2 separate regions of the Homo sapiens genome follow, and region 1 is linked to region 2. A link is a contact called in ENCODE Hi-C or POLR2A ChIA-PET data. All regions are on one chromosome and are shown on one strand. The core of a region is the stretch at or near the end of the contact, and the rest is flanking DNA. Distances in the headings are between cores, read along the strand shown.

Region 1 (3,779 bases), core at 575-3,074, 170 kb after region 2:
TAATAAAAAAAAAAAAAAAAGAAAAGACTGCATAAATGCTAAGGATGCTCACAGGAGTATGAGATCACTTTTTGGGGGAATGGAGGTAGAGAGGGGTAGGAGTAAAGATAATCATGAAGAAGATGGCACTGAGTTGCAGCTTGGATTTGAACAAGCAGAAATGAGAGGTAACAATATGTTAAAGATTAAACTGGGCTCACCTTAGTATTCTTCCTAAAGCAGCAAAGTGGGCTAATATATTACGTTCAGTTATATTATCCTTGATAGCAAAGACAATTTCATATACTTGTTTTTATGCAACATTCACATTCTGGAAACATCCAGTAAATATTTACTGATCGAGAAAGGAGGAGAAAAGGGGGCAAGGTGGGTGAATAAGAAATATTAAATATTTCTTTGAATACTTAATTAGTTCAAACACACAGTTTGTTCCACATGCAGTCTGGTTTTACAATATATGTGAATTAAATCCTTCTAGTCACTAACAATCTTTCACTAAGTTGTATGTATTCTCTGCCCATAATACTGGAAGAATCTAGGTGAAAAAAAAATTGCCCAGTTTTTTCTCTGCCCAATTTTAAATCTTCATGTGTCCAGCGATGTCTGCATTCAAAGTGATTAGGCCAAATCACTGTCTTACCAGTTTTACTCCCAAAACTAAGTACAAATCCATTTTAATCTATTTATCTGTACATCAAAAGATTTTTCTCTAGAAAATACTTTTTTTTTTTTTTTTTGAGACAAGTCTTGCTGTGTCACCCAGGCTGGAGTGCAGTGGCATGATCTCGGCTCACTGTAACCTCTCCCTCCTGGGTTCATGCAATTGTCCTGCCTCAGCCTTCCGAGTAGCTGGGATTACAAGCATGCACCACCACGCCCAGCTAATTTCTGTATTTTTAGTAGAGACGGGGTTTCACCATGTTGGTCAGGCTGGTCTCGAACTCCTGGCCTCAAGTGATCCACCCACCTTGGTCTCTCAAAGTGCTGGGATTACAGGTGTGAGCCACTGCATCTGGCCTACATTTGTATTTTAAAAAGGTAAAATTAACAAAAGGTGCCCATCTACGTAAAAAAGTCAAAAGGAACCATCTACCTGCAAGGCAGCATGAATAAAAATGTAAAGGCAAACTTAACTGTTACAATAACATATCAGCTCTGAGTCTAAAGGAAAACGGGTGTTTGTCTAAGAAATGTGCTAGAGAGAACCAGCCAGTTTTAATGTGCCTTAAGCAATGAAAACCTGTTTCCTCCTTTCCTTCTTGTCCTTTTGAAAAGACAACATGTCACAGGGAGACGTTTTTCTAACAGCATCCATCCTGGTGACAAATGTTTGCCAAGGGTGGGGAGAGAGGAGGGAGGAAAGAAAGAAAAAGAGAAGGAAGACGCCATCTGCTGACGAAAGAGAAAAGAAGAGGAGGAGGAATTGGAAGGCGCCACTTCCGGGTCCGTGTCTGAGAAATACAACGTATCACCATAAGGCAGACTTCTACTCAATATAAGGAAGAACTTTATAATAATTGGAGGAATTCAAAGGCAGAATTGATCAGGGACCAAAGTTCAAGCAGGGGGTGGCGAGGTCTCCTCAGGCAGAATAATCTTTCGTAAGCTTCTCCCTCTTGAAGGAAGAACGGCCCCAGTTCAAGTAGAAGAAAATACTGTGCTTATTATTTTTCTCTAATTCTTAAATGTTTCAAATAGTCTCTATCTTGATAATTCACGATTCAAAGGACTGAGACTGAAACATCAAATAAGCAAGCACACAAATTTGCCTGACACCACCTGCCCCCACCCCTAGTCCCTGGGCCTTATTTCTGGGCTTGCTGCTGGGCTCTCCACGGGCAGCTGGCTGCCATCGCTCCGCTGGAGGGCGGTACCATGAGCACGGATGGGGCCCACATGGCAGGCAAAGCACTGGAAATTGATGCCGCACCCCGCTGCTGCCTCTCAGTCAGCAACTGGCCAAAGCTGATGTGTAAGTGACCCATGTGGGCTAACACTGAGGCCTGGTCCTTACACTGGCTCCCAGAGTGTCCAGCAAAGTTAGGCTCCAATTGTTTCCCTATCTCGCTTCCCTTAAAATGTTTCTTTCACCTTCCAAACAGATAACATACATCTCTGTCTCAGCGGAACTCAATCCAAGAAAACACCTCACACCATGATGATATAAAGATGACATAATCTACAAATCATTGAAGATTCTCATCTTGGTTTCTTAGATTTTCTAGCCACATATTTTAGACTCAGTTTTGTCACACAGTAACACAAAATATACAGGTATTTATACAACAAAATATTAATATAAAACAAGTTATCAGTCCTATGTTTGTGAAGACTAGAGAGTCCACTAGACTCATAAAAGGAATGATGAAGAATACTATCATTTCTTTCAATTTTTTCAATTCTGAGAGCGAGTGACTTTGAAGTCAAAAAGACAAAAATCACTGCAGTATAATGAAAAGAAATTCCAAAGCACTATTTTGTTATGTGGAGAAGTTCACTTTCACAATTACTAAAGGCTTACTGTGTGTTTCAGACGCTGTGCTTGGTCCTACCTAAAATACAAAATCAAGACCACCCAGGCCCTGCTCTAAGGAAGTCACTCTCTAGAAAGGGACAGAGACATGTAAGTAAATAATTCCACTCGAGTGTAATAAGTGCAATCATTCAACCTTGGACAAAGACACTAGAGGAAGGTCTGTCTGTAGGGGGAAAGGTCAAAAAAGGTTTTGTCATTTAGTATCATGTGAACAAGGTTCCCAAGGATTCCTCTAAGAGCTGACTGGGGACTCCAGGAGCGAGAGGGGACACACGAAGTAGAGACTCAGCCTGGGAGGAAGCAGAAGGGTGAAGCAGCTTTGTGCATTCATCTCTCCCTGGCTTCAGTTCAACAGATGGAAAATTAATAGGCATATGAAAATAAATAATTTTTTCTTCTAGATTATAAGATCCTCACGCTACATCAATAATTACTTACTTGACAAAAGTCAGAGACATTTTCTGTCTCAGAAAGAGCCTCTAAAATGCTGTGCCCTCATGAGTCACTCTGGTAGCATAAATCAGAGAAAAACTATCTGACTCAAATTACAGTTACTGTAAAAGTTCATTATTACTTACTAAAAGCCCTCAGGTCTACAGCCATTGGGGGGTGGGGGGGGGGAAGCCTCCTATTTTTAGAAATAAGACTTATTTTCTCATCTTCTGCATGTTTGGTTTAATTTAAACTTATTCTTGGAGTTTCAATAGACATTGATGGCTATGGTCCAGTTGCTGAGGCAAATCTCTCTTTAACTCTATGGGAGGTGAGAGGCTCCAACGGGGACCAGACTTTGGAAACTGCACACCATCAAGGGTTTGCCATTAGAGGACTTCTCTTGTCTAACAGAAACAGGGCAATGCTACAACCTTGTGATTCTTTTCCTTCTTCTAGGCTATCAGGAAGAAAACTGAATATCCTTACATTGTGAGGTCAGATGTATGGCTTTCATTCTGAATGCAGTAACTTCAAATGTAGACACGTGAACAGAAAGCTTTGTAACAGAAAAACAGCATTGTTTCGTTAGATGACTATAGATAGTATTTCATAAAATACAAGAAAAACACTCAAAATTAGCTCCAAAAAATGTATGAAAGGTGATACTCTGATATTTAATAAAACTGAACCTCTCACAACAATAAAATGATCCAATTTCATATACCAATCAATAAGCAAGGGTCTACTAACTTCACCAAGAAAGAGAAAAAAACCTAAGTTAATGCAAAATAATTTGGATCTTAAGGAC
Region 2 (3,461 bases), core at 208-2,707:
AACCACTGCTCTGGGGCCTCCATCACACTTCTTATATTATTCTGTTTATACAATGTTTTTCTACATGAGAGATAAATTCTATGTAACCATCATCCAGGTTAATAAATAAAATAATTCCAAGGTCTTAGAAGCCTCTCCTTAATGTGCCCTTCCCTCTGTCAAGGAGCTCACCACCATCCTAACTTTGGGGTTAATAAGAGCAATGCTTTTAGTTACAGTTTTACCACCAAAGCATGTATTTTTTTGTTCAGTTTGAGCTATTTTGGACTTATATAAGTGTCAGTATTTTAATTTGTTTCTTTGAATGAATGCAGTGTTTATAAGGTTTATCTATATAGATGAATGTAGCTATTTTTTAATGTATCTATTTTGCCAGGCATGCACCTGTAATCCCAGCTACTCAGGAGACTGAGGCGGGAGGATTGCTTGAGCCCAGGAGTTCAAGACCAGCCTAGGCAATATAGTGAGACCCACTCAATCAAGTAATCAGTCAGTTATTTTTGATAAATAATACATGTATCAATGTTAATGTTAAGGTATATTTGTGTTGTTTTCAGTTTTAGGCTTTTGGAAACAATGCTTCTGTAAATATCCTAGTACCTGTCTCATGGGTGTGAAGTTGCTGAATCGTAGGATGCATGCATGTTCGTCTCTGCTAGATCATGTGACATTGTTTTCAAAAATGATTTAAAATGCGCTCCCAACACTGTGAGTTCCAGCTGCTCCATATGTTTACCAGTGCTTGGTATTGTTGTACATTTTTTTTTTGTTTTGAGACGGAGTCTTGCTCTGTCGCCCAGGCTGGAGTGTAGTGGCGCGATCTCAGCTCACTGCAAGCTCCACCTCCCGGGTTCACGCCATTCTCCTGCCTCAACCTCCCGAGTAGCTGGGACTACAGGCATCTGCCAACTCGCCCAGCTAATTTTTTTTTTTTTGTATTTTTAGTAGAGACAGGGTTTCACCGTGTTAGCCAGGATGGTCTCAATCTCCTGACCTCGTGATCTGCCCACCTCGGCCTCCCAAAATGCTGGGATTACAGGCGTGAGCCACTGCGCCCGGCCTGTTGTACTTTTTAATTTTTGCCAATCTGGTGGGTGTATGATGGTCTCATTTTGTTGTTGCTTTGATAACTAATGAAGTTGACCACCTTTACATATGTTTTTTGTTTATTTCTTTAGTTAGGGTATTCAGTTTATACTTACTGCCCCAGCATAATTATTAAAATGGTCCCCCTTTCATTCTCTAACATGTCTTGGTTTGGACAACACATTGTACGGCACCCTAACCTTAGTGGGGTCCCTCCGCTAACATGGAAATTTCCTTCTTGCTCGTTAGTGTTTAGGATGATGTGGTCTGGCATCTCTGAGGAAAGAAAAAAAAATGGGATAAATACAGAAGATTGAGTAAAAACCAGATGAGAGGGAAACCAAACTCATTAACTGGGATTACTCAGTCTGACTCAGGATGACCATTTCCAAAATAATGTGTGATGGAGCTTTCAAATGGGTACAAAGCAGATGAGTTTGAGCAACATAATCCAGCAGTAAAAGTGAAAGAATTTGTTTACCCATTTCTCAGAAATGACTCAAGGCACGATCATTATTTGAAAGCTGGTCACAGTGTCTGCTGCAACCACTCACTCCCCTTTCAGTCTGTAACAAATCTCTTAAAAGCTGACATGTGAAACCAATAGTATGTTTCTTACCTTGAGATCATCTTGTGAAGTTTCTTACTCTATTTTTTAAAATGTGTTTGTTAGATTTTATTTTCTAAGTAATATTGATTAAAAATATTTATACACCTACTTTTAAGTCCACAGTTTAGCACTCTTATTTGTATGGCTTTAAAAGTTATAGCACAGGGTCTTTACATTAAGGACTGGGGGAAAAGATTCCATTCAAAACAAAGCCTGATAATTATAGACATGTTTTTCTCTGTACTTTATTTTAAATACATTAATTTTTAAACAATGCTCATCTTTTTTTTTATCTGGTGGTAAAATACTAGTGCAACTTTTCATCAAAAGAAAGTTGACCACAGATGTAAATGAATTTTCCCAATTGAAAATTGCCCTTCAGCTGCCACTAAATAAAATTTCTCAACCTAACTTAAGTGAAAAGAACTGGTGGTTGTCATTATAAGTAAAAATATAAAGTATCATAGCATTGTCTACATTGCTCCTTACAATACAAACTTTGAAAGAACCAGAGATGCTTTATAGGAGTTTAGTCGGTTTTGAAAAGGCACGTGTGTGTGTGTGTTTTAATATTCTAAAAATTTTCCCACCACCACTCTTTGTGTTGCAGAGACAGCATCGGTGACTACAGGGCTAGACAAGAACATTTGTTCAGACTAAAGAAAGCCAGAAGCCAAAATTCAGCTGCACAGTAACAATGTACTTTTCATCATGCAGCCTTGTGTTTCCTATATATTTGATTTTCTACTATGCATTAGAATACATAAACTTGTATTCTAATGATTTAAGTTTGATTTCACAATATGGAAAAAATTTGAGGAAGAACATGACCTGGGAAAGAGAAAAGGGAGAACTTTTACCACAATGAACATAGATACATTCGTACCCCACTATATGATAAGAATATAATCCATTTAAGTTACAGAAAAGATCTCTTCAGTTATGGGAAAGATCCCTCTGCTGTGGCATTAAGTTTGGGGAGGGGAATTGACTTGTTCCAACAGAAACAGAAACAACAGGAAATAGCTTAACTTTGGTCCACTTGTCTGTTAGCTGAACGACAGTCATACTGCCTATAATCGGTTCAGAAACCCAACAATTATATTTTAAAATATATTCATGTGTAATTTCATTCTAAAACTGGCATAGCTGTTCTGCCCTCATTCTCTGCCTTTTCAGCTTCAGAATGTGCTGTCAGCACGGTCTCTAATCCTCAGCATCTTCGTGATCTTCCCTGGCAGCCTCAGCATCTGCTTGGCTAGGCTCTGTCTTCTCTTGGGTCATGATTTCTGGGGTCATGTGGACGAAGCCTGCTTCTGGAAGTTCACTTTGTACTTCCACTGGCATCTGATTTTCCCGTTCCACATGCGGCTCCTCTCCGTGTACTTCAGTACCTTCTTCAGGCTGAATTCAGCCCACTGCTAGGTAACTCACTTGGACCTGCTCTGGAAGCTCACTCCTGTGTGTCGGGCACCTGGCTATCCCTGCGTGGTTCTGGGTGGACGTGTTCCACGATCGCTTGTGCTGAATCCACCTGGACCTGAAACAGTGGGAGCACGTGTACCTCCCAGCTTGTTCTATAATATCATTGATGTCACAGGTTCAGCTTGTACCTGTGTTTCTGCTGAAAGAACTTCTCCCATTACTAGACGCTTTGATATATTGTATCACTGAGATGCCTCCTTAATTCATTTCCTTGCATAAACCACAAGTCACATAAAGTACAATGGTTGGGTTTACCTCTAGTATGTATTACTGAGTGATA

The links. Hi-C counts contacts between places; a loop is a spot of excess contacts on that map. ChIA-PET counts read pairs that join two places held with the same protein, here RNA polymerase II (POLR2A). Pooled maps may share reads with other maps.
Region 1: a pooled map shows a loop between it and region 2 (6-fold over the local background). The contact joins two enhancer-like sites. A Hi-C loop is called at or near these places in 7 of 50 pooled maps. POLR2A ChIA-PET finds 5 or more read pairs at or near these places in 3 of 52 experiments (PC-9, activated B cell and activated CD8-positive, alpha-beta T cell).

Annotation. Positions count from the first base shown.
Region 1 is chr7:131,006,252-131,010,030 of GRCh38, forward strand. The region is part of intron 3 of LINC-PINT (long intergenic non-protein coding RNA, p53 induced transcript); the gene reads right to left. Among named protein-coding and RNA genes, the nearest start is that of LINC00513, 95 kb to the left of the region's middle. RefSeq lists enhancers at 1,373-1,472, 3,142-3,191, 3,222-3,351. Within about 2 kb of position 1,825, at least 34 of the 41 ENCODE cell types and tissues checked have a DNase peak (open chromatin) inside an H3K27ac peak, as active enhancers do; they include PC-9, where a contact is called at or near this core.
Region 2 is chr7:130,837,379-130,840,839 of GRCh38, forward strand. All of the region lies in intron 3 of LOC105375508 (a long non-coding RNA gene), which reads left to right. It also overlaps the pseudogene LOC100133252. Among named protein-coding and RNA genes, the nearest start is that of MIR29A, 38 kb to the right of the region's middle. Within about 2 kb of position 1,458, at least 4 of the 41 ENCODE cell types and tissues checked have a DNase peak (open chromatin) inside an H3K27ac peak, as active enhancers do; they include PC-9, where a contact is called at or near this core.